2 separate regions of the Homo sapiens genome follow, and region 2 is linked to region 1. A link is an interaction called in ENCODE POLR2A ChIA-PET data of the cell type or tissue named here. Cell type or tissue: GM12878. All regions are shown on one strand. Links, peaks and the distances in the headings refer to the core of each region. The heading gives the core; the rest is flanking DNA.

Region 1 (9,676 bases), core at 3,043-7,042:
GACACTGCACCCAGCCATAACTTTTTAAATTTGAATATAGCATCTCCTATACCAGCAGTTTTCTTTCTTTTCCTTCCTTCCTTCCTTCCTTCCTTCCTTCCTTCCTTCCTTCCTTCCTTCCTTCCTTCTCTCCCTCCCTCCCTCCTCCCTCCCTCTCTCCCTCCCTCTCTCCCTCCCTTCCTTCCTTCCTTTCAGACAGAGTCTCACTCTGTCACCCAGGCTGGAGGGCAACCTCAGCTCACTGCAACCTCCACCTCCTGGGTTCAAGTGATTCTTGTGCCTCAGCCTCCTGAGTAGCTGGGATTACAGGCATGCACCACCGTGCCTGGCTAATTTTCATATATTTAGTAGAGATGGAGTTTCACCATGTTGGCCAGGCTGGTCTCAAACTCCTGGCCTCAAGTGATCTGCCCATCTTGGCCTCCCGAAGTGCTGGGATTACAAGCATGAGGCACTGTACCCGGCCCTGCCAGGGGTTTTCAACTGGGGACTGACATCACCTACCTGTGAAGTTTTATTAGTATGCAGATGTTTTGGACCTATTCCATATTTACAGAATCTCTTCACTTTATGTTCTTTATATATTCTTAATATATTCTAACAATATGTTTAGTATATTAGTGGTATATTATGTTGGTATTATTATATGTTATACCTAAAGATTTTTTCTCGGTAAAGATTATGTTCCTCTGTTTTTATAAATTGGAGATAGCATTCACTTTTCTTTGGAAGTAGGGTTACTCATTATGTTTGTAAATATTTCATCCAAAACAGTTTTTAGATTGATTTTCTTATTTTGGTTTGCATGCCACAGAAACAAACAACATCCCTGTCAGTTTTACTATTCTTGTTATAAACTCCCAGCAGATCTTTCACTTCTGAAAATTGTCAATAGTTAAGCACAGCCATTTTATTTTATTTTATTTTATATATATATTTTTGTGAGATGGAGTCTCACGCTGTCACCTAGGCTGGAGTGCAGTGGCACAATCTCGGCTCACTGCAACCTCTGCCTCCTGAGTACAAGCTATTCTCGTGCCTCAGCCTCCTTAGTAGCTGGGATTATAGGTATGCGCCATCATGCCCAGCTAATTTTTGTATTTTTAGTAGAAACGGGGTTTCACCATGTTGGCCAGGCTGGTCTCGAACTCCTGACCTTGTGATCTGCCCGCCTTGGCCTCCCAAGGTGTTGGGATTACAGGTGCGAGCCACTGCGCCCGGCCTAAGCACAGCCATTTTATTTTGTCATCTACTGATAGGGTTTTTTGTTTTACTCTGATGCTTCCCTGAAAGCCCTTGTAATCAGCTACAGACCACAGTGCTTCATCTTCAACAAAGAAGGACTGTCTCAGAGACATGCAGTAAAGGACTATGCGAGGGACTTTAAGTGCAAGCTTCTGGCGGCATCATTCAAACAGCTATGAGACCACATCAGTGGACTGAGTCAGGATTTCTAGAACTCTAGTTGAGACGCTGGTTAGTTCATGAGATGACCAACTCAAAATCCAGTGGAACAAGAATTTATTACCTAAGACTAAATGAACTGATAAGGAATGATGGTGGGTTTTGTTTGCAATGTTTTAGATGTGGTTTTAATGTTCCATTTTCTGCATATGAAGGAACCCCCTTCTCTTCTCTTAAGCTCTCTATGACTCGTAACAGTTTGGCAGACTTTGGTAACCAGAAACAAACCATTTTTAAATATCTTATTCTCCCTCCCTGACCTCTCCAAAATTCAGAAACTCTCATTAAGTATTCTTAATTTTATGGCAATATGATTATTTGCATAGGTTCAATGAGAATCTGCCTTCCTTATTAACAGGACATAATTGGAAATATTGATTATGCACCCAAAACTTTGCCTGAAATATCATGTTTGAGAATGATGCTCATTTAATCAGAAATCACCTGATACATTAAAGTAACTAGGATTGACTTTATGGAGCCAATGCTTGCCAGCCCTCTGACTTACAGAGTTGTCAGCCTTACACGTAAGTTAGGAAGGTCACTTCCTTGCAAGCCCGTGAACTGTAGGATATTGAGGGGTCCTTGAGAAGAGAGGAATTTGCTCATATTTATAGGTACCAGAAGTAATTTGGATGTCAAGTTCTTGGTGTGGCTTCCTAGTCTCAAGAGGCTTTCAAACGTCCAATCTGAGATACCTTATTAAAGCTTCCAGCAAAGCAAGTTTAAGGAGGCCTATCTGCTAAAGTACCATTCTTGCTGCTCCTGTGTAAATAGTGAGACTATACCTAATAAGGCCAGCCTTATTTTGTGATGATGAAAAATTTTTCTTTGAGATTATCTTTGTCAAAAGACAGGTGTCTAAAATGAGAAATTTTATGTTTCAATATGTAGCACACCCTTCTGGTTATCAGACTCCAGCCCTGTGCATTGCCTTTGAGTCTTCTTGGACCTCTTTACACACTGCAGGTAGCTGATGACTATGCAAACTCTGTCTTGTCTGATGAGATTTAATTGGCTGCCTTTCCCTACTCCTCATAGAAAAACCAGTTTGGGAACCTACCTTTAAATTTGATTAGATCCTGTTGCCTTGCCCAAATTGTCAATCCTTACCAGGTTTTCAATTTCTCCAGTTTTCTTCAATATCTGACTACAGTCCTCCAAACTAACTTTCACATTTTTTCTTCCTCAAGCCTGAATTGGCATCACCAAGAATTAACACCCGACTGCCCAAATCCCTGTCAGGACTGTGGGTTGCCTTGCAGCTGGCCTTTTCTCCCAGAATCTGAAGGAGTTCTACAAGCTGAGGCTTAGCGATTTGGCATAAACCTTGAAAGACTCAGCCCTTCAGGATACCATGAATTCTCCCTGGACAAGCTGCTGCCTGGACCACTAAGGAAGCCCAGCAAAATGCTCAGGCCATGTATGCCCTTTCGTGACAAGTGCCAAGATTGTGGACAATATCACAAGACATTGACAGCTTTAAGAAACTCAAAAACTGGTGCTGGAAGATTTTCTTCTGCTAACCTCTTGGAATTCACTGAACCAGCTAATTCTCAGATTCAACTACTGGCTTTTACTTTAATGTAACTTTTATATTATTATTTCGTTATTTTAGACATCCCTCTTTATATATATATATTTTTACTTTTTATTATTTTTTTTCGAGATGGAGTCTTGCTCTGTCGCCCAGGCTGGAGTGCAGTGGTGTGATCTCGGCCCACTGTAGCCTCTGCCTCCTGGGTTCAAACAATTCTCCTGCCTCAGCCTCCTGAGTAGCTGGGACTACAGTCGCCCTCCACCATACCCGGCTAATTTTTGTATTTTTCGTAGAGACAGGATTTCACCATGCTTAGACATCCCTCTTTTAAGATGCCTGAGGGGTAGAGGGCTGGGGGAGGGATAGCATTAGGAGAAATACCTAATGTAATTAGGGTTGATGGGTGCAGCAAACCAACATGGACCGTGTATACTTGTGTAACAAACCTGCACGTTGTGCACATATACCCTAGAACTTAAAGTATAATAATGAAAAAAAAAAAACAGATGCCTGTTCTCCTGGACCCTAAAACAACTCACCTCTTAACAGATGGTTGAACTGGTTTCACGGGAACAGCACCAACAAGAATGTAAGAGAGTCTGTTCATTAGGCCCTGCTTCACCCCACTCAGGCAGTGCCTGCATTCTTCAGTCTGAATTCTTCAGTGATCGGGAATATTCATCTTGAACAAGAGCTGGGACTGACAATATTAAACTTTTTTTTTTTTTTTTTTAGATAGAATCTTACTCTGCTGCCCAGGCTGGAGTGCAGTGGCACGATCTTATGATCGTAGCTCCCTGCAGCCTCTGCCTCACAGGTTCAAGCAATTCTCCTGCTTCAGCCTCCCGAGTAGCTGGGATTACAGGCGTGTGCCGCCACACCCGGCTAATTTTTGTATTTTTTTAGTAGAGACGGGATTTCACCATGTTGGCCAGGCTGGTCTTTGAACTCTTGACCTCAAGTGATGCGCCCACCTCGGCCTCCCAAAGTGCTGGGATTACAGGCATGAGCCACCATACTTGGCAAGTATTGAACTTTATCTGAGCACTGTACAACTTCAGCAGTGATGATTAAGAAATGTCTCTACCTTTCTGTGTTTCAGAAATGGCAAAGCAGATGACCGCAAAAGGCCACACTGCCCTCCCAGTTTCTTCCAGAAGACTGGTCTTCATCCTGCCTCATGACTCCCATAGACTCCAGGGTGCCTCCCTCTTTTTTTTTTTGAGACAGAGTCTGGCTCTGTCATCCAGGCTGGAGTGCAGTGGCGCAATCTCAGCTCACTGCAACCTCTGCCTCCTGGGTTCAAGCGATTCTCCTGCCTCAGCCTCCGCAGTAGCTGGGACTACAGGCATGCACCACCATGCCTAGCTAATTTTTTTTTTTTTGTATTTTTAGTAGAGACGAGGTTTCACCATGTTGGCCAGGCTAGTTTCAAACTCCTGACCTTAGGTGATCTGCCCACTTCGGCCTCCCAAAGTGCTGGGATTACAGGCATGAGCCACCGCGCCTGGCCAATGCCTCCCTCTTTTACCTTCGTCTGCAAAATCCCAGGCCCCCTTCCTTTTCTTTGAGATGTCCCTCATTAATGAGCATTCTCTTCATGGCACTAGCTTGAATAAAACCATCTCCTTAATCGTCAAGTGAATTTCGTCTGTCACAGTGCCAGCGACGAACTCTCATAAGGGCAGCCAGCACTTCGCCCCTGACTGTCCTGCTGGAGTGACAACCATCTGTGCTGAGCCTCTTTGCAGTCCTCCTGTGGCTCATCCCTCGGACAGCCGCCCTTTCAACATCTCAGGTATGAGCAAGTTCAGAGAAGGAAGTGTGGCCCTAGACACCTCAGGCAGTGGTGCAGTTGTGGAGGGGAAACTCCCACATTCTGTCTTGAGTGAAATAGAAAGGAATTGGTCTGAGATGCTTCTGAGCTGAGACAGTGGTAAACACACCCAGGTATGCCTTTATCGGAAGGAGGAAATAATATCCAGGCAGCTTAGGTCCCACCCTGGACAGGCATTGGGCAGAAGCCAGGCCAAGGCAGAACTGGACTGGAGCAGGTGCCACTCAGGTCTTGGAGCTGGCTTAGTGACCAGTATGAAGGCCAAGGGTAAGCCTGGAAGTTAAAAGTGCCAAGGGGAGGCTGGGCGTGGTGGCTCACGCCTGTAATCCCAGCATTTTGGGAGATTGAGAAGGGTGGATCACCTGAGGTCAGAAGTTTGAGACCAGCCTGACCAACATGGTGAAACCTGGTCTCTACTAAAAATACAAAATTAGCCAGGCATGGTGGTGCACACCTGTAATCTCCACTACTTGGGAGGCTGAGGCAGGAGAATCACTTGAACCTGGGAGGTGGAGGTTGCAGTGAGCCAAGATCACGCCATTGTACTCCAGCCTGGGCAACAGGAGCGAAATTCTGTCTCAAAAAACAAAACAAAACAAAACAAACAAACAAACAAACAAAAAAAAACTGCCAAGGGGAAGCCCTACAATCTGGGGAGGGGGAGGCCAAAAAAATAAAAGGCATGCACATTTTTAATCAATCTGACCTCATCTCATTCCCCTTCTTGGTGGGGGCACAGGACAGGCAGTGATGGCTCCACTGGGTTGAGTGTGTAGTCAGGGGTGTTTGAAGGCAGCAAGCAACAGGACTTGCCATCTCTGCAACTTCACAGGAATCGAAAGGTGCTCTTCCTGATTTCAGCAAGGTCATGTGACAAAAAGGGTGAGGAGACCCAGATGATGTCTCCATTCTGTAATCATCTCTTTGGCTGCCTGAGGCTCCACCATCCATAGTTGATTTTCCTTTGATGTGTCAGATACCTGCTTCAGCTTGATAAAACAAGCATGTCGGTGGCGAGGTCCCGCGGGCTAGTGATAACCGGGGAACCCCTGAGAATTCTTAGGGACTTTGGGTATTCTCTGTGATGTTCCCAGGCCTTGCCCAGTGCCTGTACAGAGGAGGCAATTCATGGTGCTTGAGAATCTGTACTTACTGCAGAAAGTGTGTTCTGGGTCATATAAAGAATAACAAAGTAAGCCGGGCATGGTGGCTCACACCTGTAATACCAGCACTTTGGGAGGCCGAGGTGGGCACAGCACTTGAGGCCAGGAGTTCAAGACCAGTCTGGGCAACATGGCAAAACCCCGTCTCTACTAAAAATACAAAAATTAGCCAGGCGTGTTGGTGCCTGCCTGTAATCCCAGCTACTCAGAGGCTGAGGCATGAGAATTGCTTGAACTTGGGAAGTGGAGGTTGCAGTGAGCCAAGACCATGCCACTGCACTCTAGCCTGGGTGACAGAGTGCGACTCTATCTAAAAAAAAATAATAATAATAACAAAGTAGAAAGACTCATCAGAAGCAAGATAGGAGAATGAGTTATGCTGACTGTATGGCATGTAGCCAGGGGAGATGTTAAAATTATTCAGTAAGTATAACTATACAGGCACCAACTAAATACAGTGGATTCCAGCTGAAAATCAGTCTTGTGTGTAGCGGTGGTAGGATGCCTCTGAGGACTGGCCCACTTATTGTTTTTTGTTTTGAGATGAAGTCTTGCTCTGTTTCCCAGGCTGGAGTGCAGTGGTTCACTGCAACCTCTGCCTCCCGGGTTCAAGTGATTCTCCTGCCTCAGCCTCCTAAGTAGCTGGGACTGCAGGTGCCCGCCACCACACGGGGCTAATTTTTGCATTTTTGTAGAGGCAGGGCTTTACCATGTTGGCCAGACTGGTCTCAAACTCCTGACGTCAAGTGATTTACCTGCCTCGGCCTACCAAAGTGCTAGGATTACAGGTGTGAATCCTAGCACTGCGTCTGGCCACACTTTCAACAAAGATGGGGGATAGAGAGGTAGACTGACATACATTAGGCTTTGTACTATGTCTCCAGAATTGGGATGCAAACTGTGGCCAGTGGGTAGTTCGTGGATTTAGGACTCAACCTTGATGAACAGAGCTATGATGGCTGGAAGTGGGGCTCTGGTACAAGAAATGGTGTGGATTGTCTTGTTTATGTCATCCATAGCACCAGCATTTCAAGGGACCAAGAATATTACAGAGTCCAGTTTTTCAGAGGCTCTGGCATCAGAAATGAGTAAAGAAGTCTTCATTGTCTTCCTAGGCCTGACCTTGACCTGAGTATGTCTTGCCAGAAGATCTGACATCTGCGTCCCTCTACGTTGATGTCATGGCAGAATGCACACCCGTATTCTGGCTTTTTCCCCAAGGAACATGCTGGAGGGGTCAAAATGGCAGAGCTAGCCCCCTGCCCCGTTCTCTGCACTTTTGGAATCCCTGCAGAATGGGTGGGAGACCTTGTCTAGGGACGGCTGTGGTAGGCATTGGCTTGCAGCTGGTATCTGGTTATGCTGGTGGATTTTAAGATTGCTCAGTGATAACTGTTTCACGATGGAGAATCTTCTTCAAGTCAGGGTGGTCTTGGCTGACTCCTGTTATTTGGGCTTGTATAACAAGGTTTTAACCAAGTGGTTGCCTAGAACCTGGTTGTTTGAAAATTCCAATCGTTCAAAGTTAAGTGCCTACTCTAAGTGGCCAAGACTAAGTTTTCCTGGCTCAAAGTGGTGTCAAGCTGCAGTGGCCGTTCCTCAGGGACCTCTGATGCCAAGTTTCATCTCTCTAAGCCTTAAAGCCTATTTTTATGTAATTCATGTGCTTGGAGATGACTTTGAACAGGACTGGTCTTTTAAAAATAAGCAGAAGAACAAAAGTCCTCTAGCAATATCATGGCCCTATATGCATGGCTGAGAGGTTCCCAAGTCGGCAGACAGCTCCATGTCCAACTACCTAAGTGAGGATGAAACCAAAGTCTTCCAGTTAGGGGGGCCAGGAGCAGTGGGGTGTCCAGCAAGGGTTGCAAGGAGTAGTCAAGGACCTCTGTGGTTATGCTCTTGGCACCAATGGGGCACCCTAGAAGCAGGGACTCATCTGTGCTGTCTGTCCATACTGGTGTGTCCCTGAGTTCAGAAGACTCCCTGACATCCTGTAATCTAATGTGACAAGCATTACAGTAACTCGCGGTTCCACAGGTAGTCAGATCCTTTCTGCCTTAGGTCTTAGGGCAGAGGGTTGAGTTTGGATTCCTGGTGGATGACATCATTCTTGGTGGTTGGGAGGGGAATAGGAAAGGAGCATCTATTAAGCAGAGGAATGTGCCGTGGTTCCCTTGCATGATTTGCCCATTTGACTGGTGAGTATGTGTGCTGGGGGGAGGTGCACATAGGTGAATGTGTGGGTGTGTGTGAGTGGGTATGATGTGTAAATGTGGGGGAGGTTCAATGAGAGGTGGCCCAGAATACTTGTATAGGAAGCCTACTGACCACCCCAGGCAGTGCCTGCTGGCTGGGCTGGTCAGGAAGTCAAGAAGCAGTAGAGCCCTATTTACCTGGCATCTTCTGCCCTGTTCATCTACGGATTAAAAAAAAAAAGTAGGCTGGGTCTGCCAGGTGGGACAAGCACCAATACAGACACGCCTGACCCCCCACTAGAGGACAACCAGTGACCTCTGCCAGTGTGTGCACTGGCTCACCTTCTCGAATAAGAAGGATCCAGGGGTCAGGGCCATGCAGGAAATGGGATGGAGGCACCAGACCCATACACTCAAGCAGCAGCCGTGGCTGGAAGCCAGCTTTCTCAAGATTCTGCTACAGTGGAAGAGAGCCCGGGGAAGCTGCCAGCTACTTGGTTTCGTCCCACTGCTTCCAAAAGGAATTGTTCAGCTGCTCCTGGAGTGATGCAGAAGATGGGCTCTTTCTGGTCCACGCATGGTCTGGGTGACCGCGCCTGGACTGCTGCAGCTACGATGCAGCTGATGGGCTTAGCAACTGGCCTCCACTTGTCAGCAGGGCCCCCAAGAAGGAGCTGCGATATCTCCAGCTATTTTAGGACCAATGCAGAAGATTGCCACGGTGTCTGAGGAACAGTACATCACAGTACATAAGGTACATAAAGTGTGTTGGAGATGGCCCAGATCAAATTCATCAAACTGAAACTTGATTTCTTTCAGGCTGAAGATCTCTGTGTACAGTCACAATCTTGGTGCAGCTTCTGCAGACCCTGGTGCATCCAGTCATACCAATTCCACATCCACAGCACATGCTACTAGCCACTTCCAGGATCATTAAAATACATTTCTGGCCATTTCTGGACCCAGTCCAAAGATAAAGACTGACTATGCAACAAACAAATGACAGATTAAAGGAGACAAAAATTACTTTCACAATGTATAATTACCAACAATGTAACATTTTATTAAATGTGTCTGTAGTCTGCATATCTGTGTTGACTATTGGTGTTCAGTGGCCCAGGCCTATTTTATAGTGATTATACCACAAACCACCCCACAACCCAAAGCACAAGGCTACATTATGGGTGGATGAGATACCTCTAATAACATAAAATCCCAATGAATTCAATAATCATTTGCATGCTCCTGGTTAAAATTACCAAGCAAATTAACCCTAACACCATGGGATGTTTCTAATTAAAATTACACTGAAACAGGCCGGGTGCGGTGGCTCATGCCTGTGATTCCAGCGCCTTGGGATGCCAAGGCAGGTGGATCACTTGAGGCCGGGAGTTTGAGATCAACCTGGCCAACATGGTGAAACCCCCTCTCTACTAAAAATACAAAAATTAATCGGGCATAGTGGCACAAGCCT
Region 2 (9,676 bases), core at 3,861-7,860, 650 kb before region 1:
CATGGCTGGAATGGATTGCATGCCCATTGAGATCATCATTGACAAGAGGAGTTAAATTTAAAGGTCTCTTGACCTTGTGATCTGCCCATCTTGGCCTCCCAAAGTGCTGGGATTACAGGCGTGAGCCATGGCGCCCGGCCAAATTTTTGTATTTTTAGTAGAGACGGGGATTCACCATCTTGGCCCAGGCTGGTGTGAGCCCCCGCGCCCGGCCTGGGAATGTAATTTCTAATTTTATGAATAATATTGCAACAAATAACCTTTTGTGTGTATATATGGTTATCTATTTATCTATATCTATGTCTACCTACCTACCTACCTATCTTCTATCCATCTATCTACCTACCTATCATCTATCTATCTATCTATCTATCTATCTATCTATCTATCTATCTATCCTGTGAACATCTGATTATTTCTCAGTATAAAATCCTAGCAGTGGGTGCGGTGGCTCACGCCTGTAATCCCAGCACTTTGGGAAGCCAAGGCGGGCGGATCACTTGAGGTCAGGAGTCCCAGATCAGCCTGGCCAACATGGTGAAAACCCGTCTCTACTAAAAAATAAATAAATAAAAAAATAAAATAAAATAAAATTAGCTGGGCGTGGTGGCAGGCGCCTGTAATCCCAGCTACTTGGGAGGCTGAGACAGGAGAAAGGAGAATCGCTTGAACCCAGGAGACCGAGGTTGCAAGAAGCTGAGATCGTACCATTGCACTCCAGCCTGGGCGACAGAGCAAGACTGTTAAAAAAAAAAATCCTAGCAGTGGAATTACTGGCTCCAAAAGTACTAGTGGCTGGGCTGGGCATAGTGGCTCACACCTGTAATCCCAGCACTTTGGAAGGCTGAGGTAGGAGGATTGCTTGAACTCAGGAGTTCAAGACTAGGCAACATAGTGAGACCCTATCTCTACAAAAAATTAAAAATTCAGCCAGATGTGGTGGCGCATGCCTGTGGTCCCAGCTGCTTGGGAGGCTGAGGTGGGAGGATGGTTTGAGCCCAGGAGGTCAAGCTGCAGTGAGCTGTGATTGTGCCGCTATACTCCAGCCGGGGTGACAGAGCGAGATGCTGTCTTAAAACAAAACCAAAAAAGTCCTGGTATTCTGAATGTGTGCAATACATACTGTCATTGTGTCCTCAAGAGGACTAAGATTCTAGATGTATCCACACTCCTGGCAACAGGATACCAGAGGGTGCTGGTGGTGAAGGGAGGGTCATAATTTTTTTTTGTTTTAGTTACGAATATTTATGTACTTACTGGTTCACCAAGCATATAATAACTCCAAATCAGTAAAAACGAATGTCAGAAATGGCAGCATGGCTATATAAATTATGGTATGTAAATATAATATAAATCATTAAATCATCTTTTACAGGATGTTCAACAATGCAAAAGAAAACAAACAAAAATCAAACTGCAAACAAACCATATATATATGTAGACACATACACAAACACTAAAAGGTTTCTCATTTGCTAAAAATATATGTAGGAAAAAACTATACTAAATGTAATACACTAAAATGATGATCATAATTCTCTCTGGCTGCTGGAATAAATAATTTTTATTTTCTTTATATTTACTTGTTCCATACATGTTTTGGACTACAAGTAACAAAAGTTCAACACCACTGGTTTAAACGGTAAGGGAAATGTAATATTCAACATAAACAGAATTCCAGAGGGAGCGAGTACAGGGTGGGGAATGCGAAGCTGAGTGACTTTGCTGCAGATCCAGGTTCTCTCTGCTGGGATTCCCTGGCCTTCCTGGTGTGGTTTTGCTTTTGTTCTTAGAATTGTCACTTTGTGGCCGGGTGCAGTGGCTCACACCTGTAATCCCAGCACTTTGGGAGGCCGAGACAGGCGGATCACGAGGTCAGGAGATCGAGACCATCCTAACACAGTGAAACCCCGTCTCTACTAAAAATACAAAAAAATAGCCGGGCGTGGTGGTAGGCGCCTGTAGTCCCAACTACTCGGGAAGCTGAGGCAGGAGAATGGCGTGAACTGGGAGATGGAGCTTGCAGTGAGCCGAGATCGTGCCACTGCACTCCAGCCTGGCTGACAGAGCGAGACTCTGTCTCAAAAAAAAAAAAAAAAAAAAAAAAAAAAAAGAATTGTCACTTTGTGCAAATAGGATGGCTGCAGGACCTCCAAGCATAGCATCTCAAGCAACAGTCAAAGCCCAAAAGGGGAAAAGAAAGTACAGAGTTTCTCAAGCCCTTCATAAAAGTTGGAAAATCTTAGATCCCATGGCTGGAATGGATTGCATGCCCATTGAGATCATCATTGACAAGAGGAGTTAAATTTAAAAAACTGGGCTAAATTAATCAAATCCAACCTCCAGGGCTGAGAAGGGTCCTGACCTTCCCTCAAGAACATGCCCACCATTGCCTTGAACATATGAAGTTTCTTTTTCTTTTTCTTTTTTTTTTTTTGAGACAAGGGTCTCACTTTGTTGCCCAGGCTGGAGAGCAGTGGCACAATCACAGCTCACTGCAGCCACGACCTCTGGGACTGAAGCAATGCTCCTGCCTCAACCTCCCAAAGTGCTAGGATTGCAGGTGTGAGCCACCATGCCTGGCCTCAGGTTTCTCCTAGCAAGGAAATGTATCAAACAAGACCTAAAGGACTGGAGAGTCATCCTGTACTTGCACACAGGATGGCTGTCTTCATTTTCTACTGCTGTTCTAACAAAGTACCGTAATATTTTTGTTTTAATTTTCAACTTTTAAGGCCAGGCACAGTGGCTCACACCTGTAATCCCAGCATTTTGGGAGGCTGAGGCAGGCAGATCGCCTGAGGTAAGGAGTTCAAGACCAGCCTGGCCAACATGGTGAAATCCCTTCTCTACAAAAAATTTAAAAATTAGCCAGGTGTGGTGGCGGGTGCCTGTAATCCCAGCTACTTGGGAGGCTGAGGCAGGAGAATCGCTTGAACCTGGGAGGCGGAGCTTGCAGTTGCCAAGACTGTGCCACTGCACTCCAGCCTGGGCAACAGAGCAAGACTTCCCCTCAATTTTTTTTTTTTTTTTAGATGTTTGTGGGTACAGTAGGTGTATATATGTATAGTATATGTGAATTGTTTTGATACAGGCATGCAATGTGTAAGAATCACATCATGGAGAATGGAGTACTCATCCCCTCAAGTATTCATCCTGTGTGTAAAAAAAATTCCAATCATACTCTTTTAGTTATTTTAAAATGTACAATTAAATTATTATTGACTATAGTCACTCTGTTGTGCTATCAAATACTAGGTCTTACTCATTTTTGTTTTAAGTTGGGGGTCTCACTCTGTTACCTAGGCTGGATTGCAGTGGTGTGATCTCAGCTCACTGCAACCTCCGTCTCCCAGGTTCAAGTGATTCTCCTGCCTCAGCCTCCCGAGGAGCTGGATTACAGGCACTCGCTACCGCACCTGGTTAATTTTTGTATTTTTAGTAGAGACAGGGTTTTACCACGTTGGCCAGGTTGGTCTCGAACTCCTGACCTTAAGTGATCTACCCGCCTCGGCCTCCCAAAGTGTTGAGATTACAGGCATGAGCCACCACGCCTGGCCCATTCTTTATGTGTTTTTTTGGCACCATTAACCTTCTCCAACTCCCCTAGCCACCACCCCCAACCAACCACCCTTCCCGGTCTCTAGTAACCATCCTTCTACTCTCTATCTCCATGAGCTCAATTGTTTAGATTGTTTAAGTAAGTGGGAACGTGTGATGTTTGACTTTCTGTGCCTGGCTTATTTCATGTAGCATAATGATCTCCAGTTCCATCCATGTTTTGCAAATGACTGGATCTCATTCTTTTGCACTGAATAGTACTCCATTGTGTATATGTACCACATTTTCTTTGTCCATTCATCTGCTGATGGACACTGAGGCTACTTCCAAATCTTGGCCCCTGTGAACGGTGCTGCAGCAAGCATGGGGTGCAGAGCTATCTTTGACACATGGACTTCCTTTCTGTTGGGTATATACCCAGCAGCGGGACTGCTGGATCATGTGGTAGCTCTATTTTTAGTTCTTTGAGGAATCTCCAAACTGTTCTCCATAGTGGCTGTACTAATTTACATTCTCACCAACAGTGTATGAGGGTTCCCTTTTCTCCACATCCTTGCCAGCATTTGTTATTGCCTGACTTTTGGAGATAAGCCGTTTTAACGGGGGTGAGAGGGTATCTCAGTGTAGTGTTGATTTGCATCTCTGATGATCAATGATGCTGAGCACCCTTTCATAAGCCTGTTTGTCATCTGTGTGTCTTCTTTTGAGAAATGTCTATTCAAATCTTTTGCCCATTTTTTAAATCCAACTATTAGACTTTTTCCTATAGAGTTGTTTGAGCTCCTTTTTAATTCTGATTATTAATCCTTTGTCAGATGGGTAGTTTGCAAATATTTTCTCCCATTCTGTGGGCTGTCTCTTCACTTTGTTGATTGTTTCCTTTGCTATAGAAGCTTTTTAACTTGATGTGATCCCATTTGTTCATTTTTGCTTTGGTTGCCTGTGCTTGTCAGGTATTACTCAAGAAATATTTGCCCAGAACAATGTCCTGGAGACATTCCCCAATGTTTTCCTGTAGTTGTTTCATAATTTGCAGTCTTACCACAAACTTAGTGACTGAAAACAACACAAACTTGTCTCATAATTATGGAGGTCAAGAGTTTACAATGGGTCAACAGGGGTGCATTCTTTCTGGAGGCTCCAGGAGAGAATTTATTTCCTTGCCTTTTCCAGTTTCTAGAGGGTGTCTGCATTCCTCGGCTCATGGCCTTGCGTCACTCAGACTTCTGACACAGTTGTCACACCTCCTTTTGTTTCTGACACTCCTGCTTCCCTTCAGTAAGGCCCCTTGTGATTACATTGGGTCCACCCAGATTATCCAGAATCATCCATCTCTAGATCCTTAACTTAATCACATCAGCAAAGTCCTTTTTGCCATGTAATGTCATTTAGTCACAGGTTGTGGGGATTGGGATGTGGACATCTTTGAGGGACCATTATTCTGTCTTAACATATAAAATTACTATGATGTAATGCTGCACAGTGACTTAACATTGCAAAGATTTCAATCATCTCCAAAACATTACATAAATTTAATGTGATACTAATCAAAATCCTAAAAGGATTTTTTAAGGAAGTTGCCAGACTTATTTTTAAATGCTTACAGAAAAATAAAGGTCTCTACATAGTTAAATCAACTCTGAAAGAGAAAGCCAAAGGCAGGCAGGGAGAGAGGATTTTTCTATGCAATATTTAGATATGCTAAGAACCTTTGCAATAAACACTGGTGTGGCAACAGGCAACTGGACAATGTGTCAAAATAGAGAGCTAGGGTGACTGGAGGGGATATAGAATTAAAGTGGCGCCTTGAATCAGTGGAGAAATAATGAGCTGTTTATAGGTGGTGTAGAGAAGAGTGGCTCTCTACATGGAGAAAAATAAGCTAGGATGCCTATCTTACATCACATATGGTAGTCTCTTATCTGTAGAGGATGATGTCTAAGACCCCCAGCATTCAAACTTTGTAGAGGTGAGCTCGAGATGCAAAGGACAGAACTACAAATTTTGCACATCAGCATCGTGTAGCCCGTCTGGAGTACCCAGTGTAGCTGGGGAGAGTGCCCACTGCATTCCATTGACCACCTCTTTCCCTACCACACAGCTTGGTCTGTGTGCTTCTGAGGGCAGGGAGTCACATCTTATTGATTTCTGCAACCCCAGCAATGAGAACACCATATGGCAGAGAAGTGATAAAAATGTTTGTTGAGACCTGATAAGGGAAGCTGGTGACGGGGCGACTGCATCATTATAGTGGGAAGGTCCATGGTTTCAGGAAAATGAGCTGCCCTCATTACCTGGCAGCTTGCCACAGTCAAAGATCTTGATGGGGCCACCCCCACATATCAGAGGGGAGATAGATGTGCTCCCAGGCATGGAAAACGTCCTCAAATTTCTCTTCAAAGAAGAACACCTGACCCAAGAATTAACTGTGCCCACTGGTTAGCCCCATATTTATTAGATTCCCTATCCTTATCTCTGATTAAAATAGCCTTATGTCATTGTTGCCTCTCATGAAAGCAGGGTTTTAATTATTTTAAAAAATAATTGAAAAATACTTTTAAGACAATGATTCAGTGTCCTCTTTCCCATGTCAAGCAAGAGGAATTTTATTAGTTCCTGTTGCTACTTCCATTTAAAAAGGTATTATATTTATCAACTAGATTTACTAGTAATTGGTAACTGACCGTATTCCTGGATGAAAACCAAATGACCCAAAACCACTCAGATGTAAAGAACCTTTAGGGGACAATTAAGGAATACTATAATACTATATCCATATTATTACTGTCAAATTTCTTAGCTGTGATAGTGGGGTTATGTGCAAAAGTCTGCAATCTTCTCTCAGATAGTTCAGCAAAAAAATGTATACGCATGTAAATTATGTATCATACACATAGAAGGAGAGCAAGAGAGAGAGATAGGGCACACAAATGTTAATTGAAAGCTCTTGAGTGTAATATTCTTTTTTTATATTTTTTGAGATAGAGTGTCACTCTATCGCCCAGGCTGAGTGCTAGTGGCGAGATCTCAGCTCACTGCAAGCTCCGCCTCCTGGGTTCACGGCATTCTCCTGCCTCAGCCTCCCGAGTAGCTGGGACTACAGGTGCCCGCCACCATGCTGGGCTAATTTTTTGTATTTTTAGTAGAGATGGGGTTTCACCACGTTAGCCAGGATGGTCTCGATCTCCTGACTTTGTGATTTGCCTGCCTCAGCCTCCCGAACTGCTGGGATTACAGGTGTGAGCCACCACGCCTGGCCATCTTCAGTGTAATATTCTTTAACTTTTCTGTAGGTTAAAAACACTGATTGTAAGTTTAAGAGAGAAAAGGGCATGTACTAGTTTATACATCAGTAACTAAAAATAAACACCTAGAAATATAAGCATATCATACCTAATTATGAAATCAAACCAAACAGATCTCAGAGCACTCATCTATGGCACGGGCCCTGAAACATTTATAGGACAAATCCCAGATGGGCAACAGAACTCATCAAGGAGCTGGGTCTGTCTTGCCTGGTGTCCCTGGTGTCCGTGGCAGCACAGAGCTCCATGAGGGCAGGCATTTCTGAGTTTTGTTGCTCAATTCCGTTGCCTGGTTGTTCATTACAAAATTGCAATAGAGTAAGACTGGAAAAAATAAAGTGCCCAGTTTCAGGGGATAACTAAGTAAAACACGGTATATTCTTTTAAAAATTACACGGCCATTATTTGTTGAATGAATATATGGAGGTTTTTAGCCTGCTCTCTGTAATATTTTGCTGTAATATTCTCTCTAGACAGGAAAAGAGAGGCCACCCAGACCACAGAAGTGGCTTCTCTACCGCCCACTGGACTGTCTGATCTGGGGCTCCTTAGCCCACAAGGGGTCTAGGCCCCCAGGGAGACCAGAGGCTCTACGTAACGAGACTAAAATTTCATTTCTATAAATGGGGTACGAGCAAGGCTATGGAAGATGAATAAGGCTCGGCAGCTAAAACAGCATCCAGTTGTTCCAAAAAGTCATCTAAAATAAATTGATTTCGAGTCTTAAACTGTAACATTCCAATCCCAACACAGGGCTTGGTGCTGTGACGAGAGGCCACAGAAAAGGCACGACAGGAGTCCTTCTGGAGAGAGCCCGATTCCTTTCAGGTCCCTTCTTTTGAAATTACTCTGGCCAACATTTGTCTTCTGAAGTGGCCCTGGAGATCCTGTAATCCAACCACTTCTCCTTCTGGAATAAAAAAATCCTGGGGGAAGGGAGAAGGACTCAACCTCTTTCCCTCCAAAAATCCCCCAAAAATAAAGAGATAAATGCTTTTCAAAATGAATGCTTTATTTTGAATTTTAAAAATACATACATCTTACACTGTAATCAAAACAAAGCTTAAGAAAGTCAATTCCCGCTTCCTTTAGCCCTGACTTACACTGGGTACCCGTTTCTGTGGCCGCCGGGGGTGACGGGCCTTTGCAGGGGCTCATCCCCGCTCCACTGCACATTAGCCAGCCCCTTCCGCCTTGTCTTCCCCGTGTTGGTCATGATCTGGTGGAAGGAAAGAGAAAAAAGGGCTGGAGAAATATCTATTAGAGAGCTGACCTAGAAGTCAAGCAGAATACACTGAATAAACTACTCTATAATGATAAGAAGCTTTGCAAATAAATGAGGAAGGATCATGTCACAAATTATTCAGGTAAACAGAAATTGTGGGGAAAAACCCTTTTTTTGCTAACGGTTTGTGTATCACACCATTTAGCAGTATAAATTAAAACAAAGTCAAACCCTAGGAAAAGGAAGAAAGCGGTTGATCTACTGGAACTCATCACATCTCTGAAAAGGACTGGGTTTGTAAAAATGAGAAGGGAAAAAAAGATGGACATTTGATTTCATAAAAATACGAACATTTCCACATGCGCAGTATGTTAAAAATAAACCAAATCAACAGGCAAACAACAAACTTGGAAGAAGTATTTGAAGCAAATTTAACAGATTAAAGGTTAACATTTTCATAGCTAAGGAGCTCCTACAAATCAGTAAGTAAAACACTAAATTGATAATCGGGCAAAGAATTCAAACCACCATGTCACAAAATAGAAAGTATTACTAGTAAGTAGAAGAAACAAAAAAGACCAACTTTACTAGAAATTAGAAACTACAACTTTACAAAACAAGGTGGCATTCTTCAACTATTATAAGAATGACAGAAAAACGATCCCGTCCACTGCTCCCAATAGTTTAAAACACTAGTTTAATGATTAACACTAATTAGAGAGATTGAAATTTGAGACAAGTCTTGGAAAACAATTTGGCATTTTATCAAGAGTTGTAAAAATGTTCACACATCCTTGAGTGTAAATACTAGTGAATGAATCCAAAACATGGAAAGCGTAAGATAAACAAGGTTGTTCATTATAAAGTTATTATAGAGTAAAACTGAAATGATCTAATGTCTAGTAACAGGGGAGTAAATAAGTAAAACATGGCATATTCACTTGATATATATATCATATAGCCATGTACAATGATAAAGAACAGGTTATGCAGAAATATATTTATTTAAAACATTAAATAAAAATCAGGTTATAATAATGTACATAAAGAATGCTTTTTTTTTTTTCCTCGAGACGAGGTCTTGCCATGTTGCCCAGGCTGGAGTGCAGTGGAGTGATCTTCCTGCCTTAGCCTCCCCAGTAGATGGGATTACAAGTGCACGCCACTCTGTCCAGCTAAACAATGCTTTCAATTGTGCTAAAAGTGCACAAAAAGACCTTGGAAAGAAATGAACCTTAACATGATTAGGGTGGCTCTACAGGACAGTAGAACTAAGAATATTTTTTTCTGCCACAATTTTTTGTAATATGGTTACTATTATGTTAATACTTAAGAAAAACTGTTTAAAAAGGAAATCACTGTCAAACTAGTGAAATGTGAATAAAGTCTGTGGATGATACCAATGTCAGCTTCCTGGTTTTGCTATTATTATGCTATAAATTACATAAGATATTAGCACCAGGGGAAATTATGTGAAGGGCGCCTGGGAACTGTCTGTGTTACTTTTGCAACTTCCTATCAATCTATAATTATTTCAAAACAAAAAGTAAATAAAATAAAAAACAAAAAACCAAACTTCTTGAAC

Evidence for each region. Peaks named below come from ENCODE experiments on the same cell type or tissue, not always from the same donor. Only the 100,000 strongest peaks of a DNase experiment are listed, where the experiment ranks them.
Region 2: POLR2A ChIA-PET joins it to region 1 with 6 read pairs; 2 of 35 experiments call an interaction of 5 or more read pairs at or near these places.

The regions. Positions count from the first base shown.
Region 1 is chr2:230,689,677-230,699,352 of GRCh38, reverse strand. It overlaps LOC124907996 (formin-like protein 16), which reads left to right. Exons shown (of 4, transcript XM_047446832.1): 2 at 2,658-3,050; 3 at 4,107-4,802; 4 at 9,022-9,288. LINC01907 (long intergenic non-protein coding RNA 1907) reads left to right here. Exons shown (of 4, transcript NR_040038.1): 2 at 2,658-3,050; 3 at 4,107-4,802; 4 at 7,120-8,432. Among named protein-coding and RNA genes, the nearest start is that of LINC01907, 6.0 kb to the left of the region's middle. In GM12878, for the core only: no CTCF peak of the experiment used is centred there; a DNase peak (open chromatin) is centred at 4,929.
Region 2 is chr2:231,343,384-231,353,059 of GRCh38, reverse strand. It overlaps ARMC9 (armadillo repeat containing 9), which reads right to left. Exons shown (of 25, transcript NM_001352754.2): 21 at 7,970-8,085. Among named protein-coding and RNA genes, the nearest start is that of MIR4777, 14 kb to the left of the region's middle. In GM12878, for the core only: no CTCF peak of the experiment used is centred there; no DNase peak of the experiment used is centred there.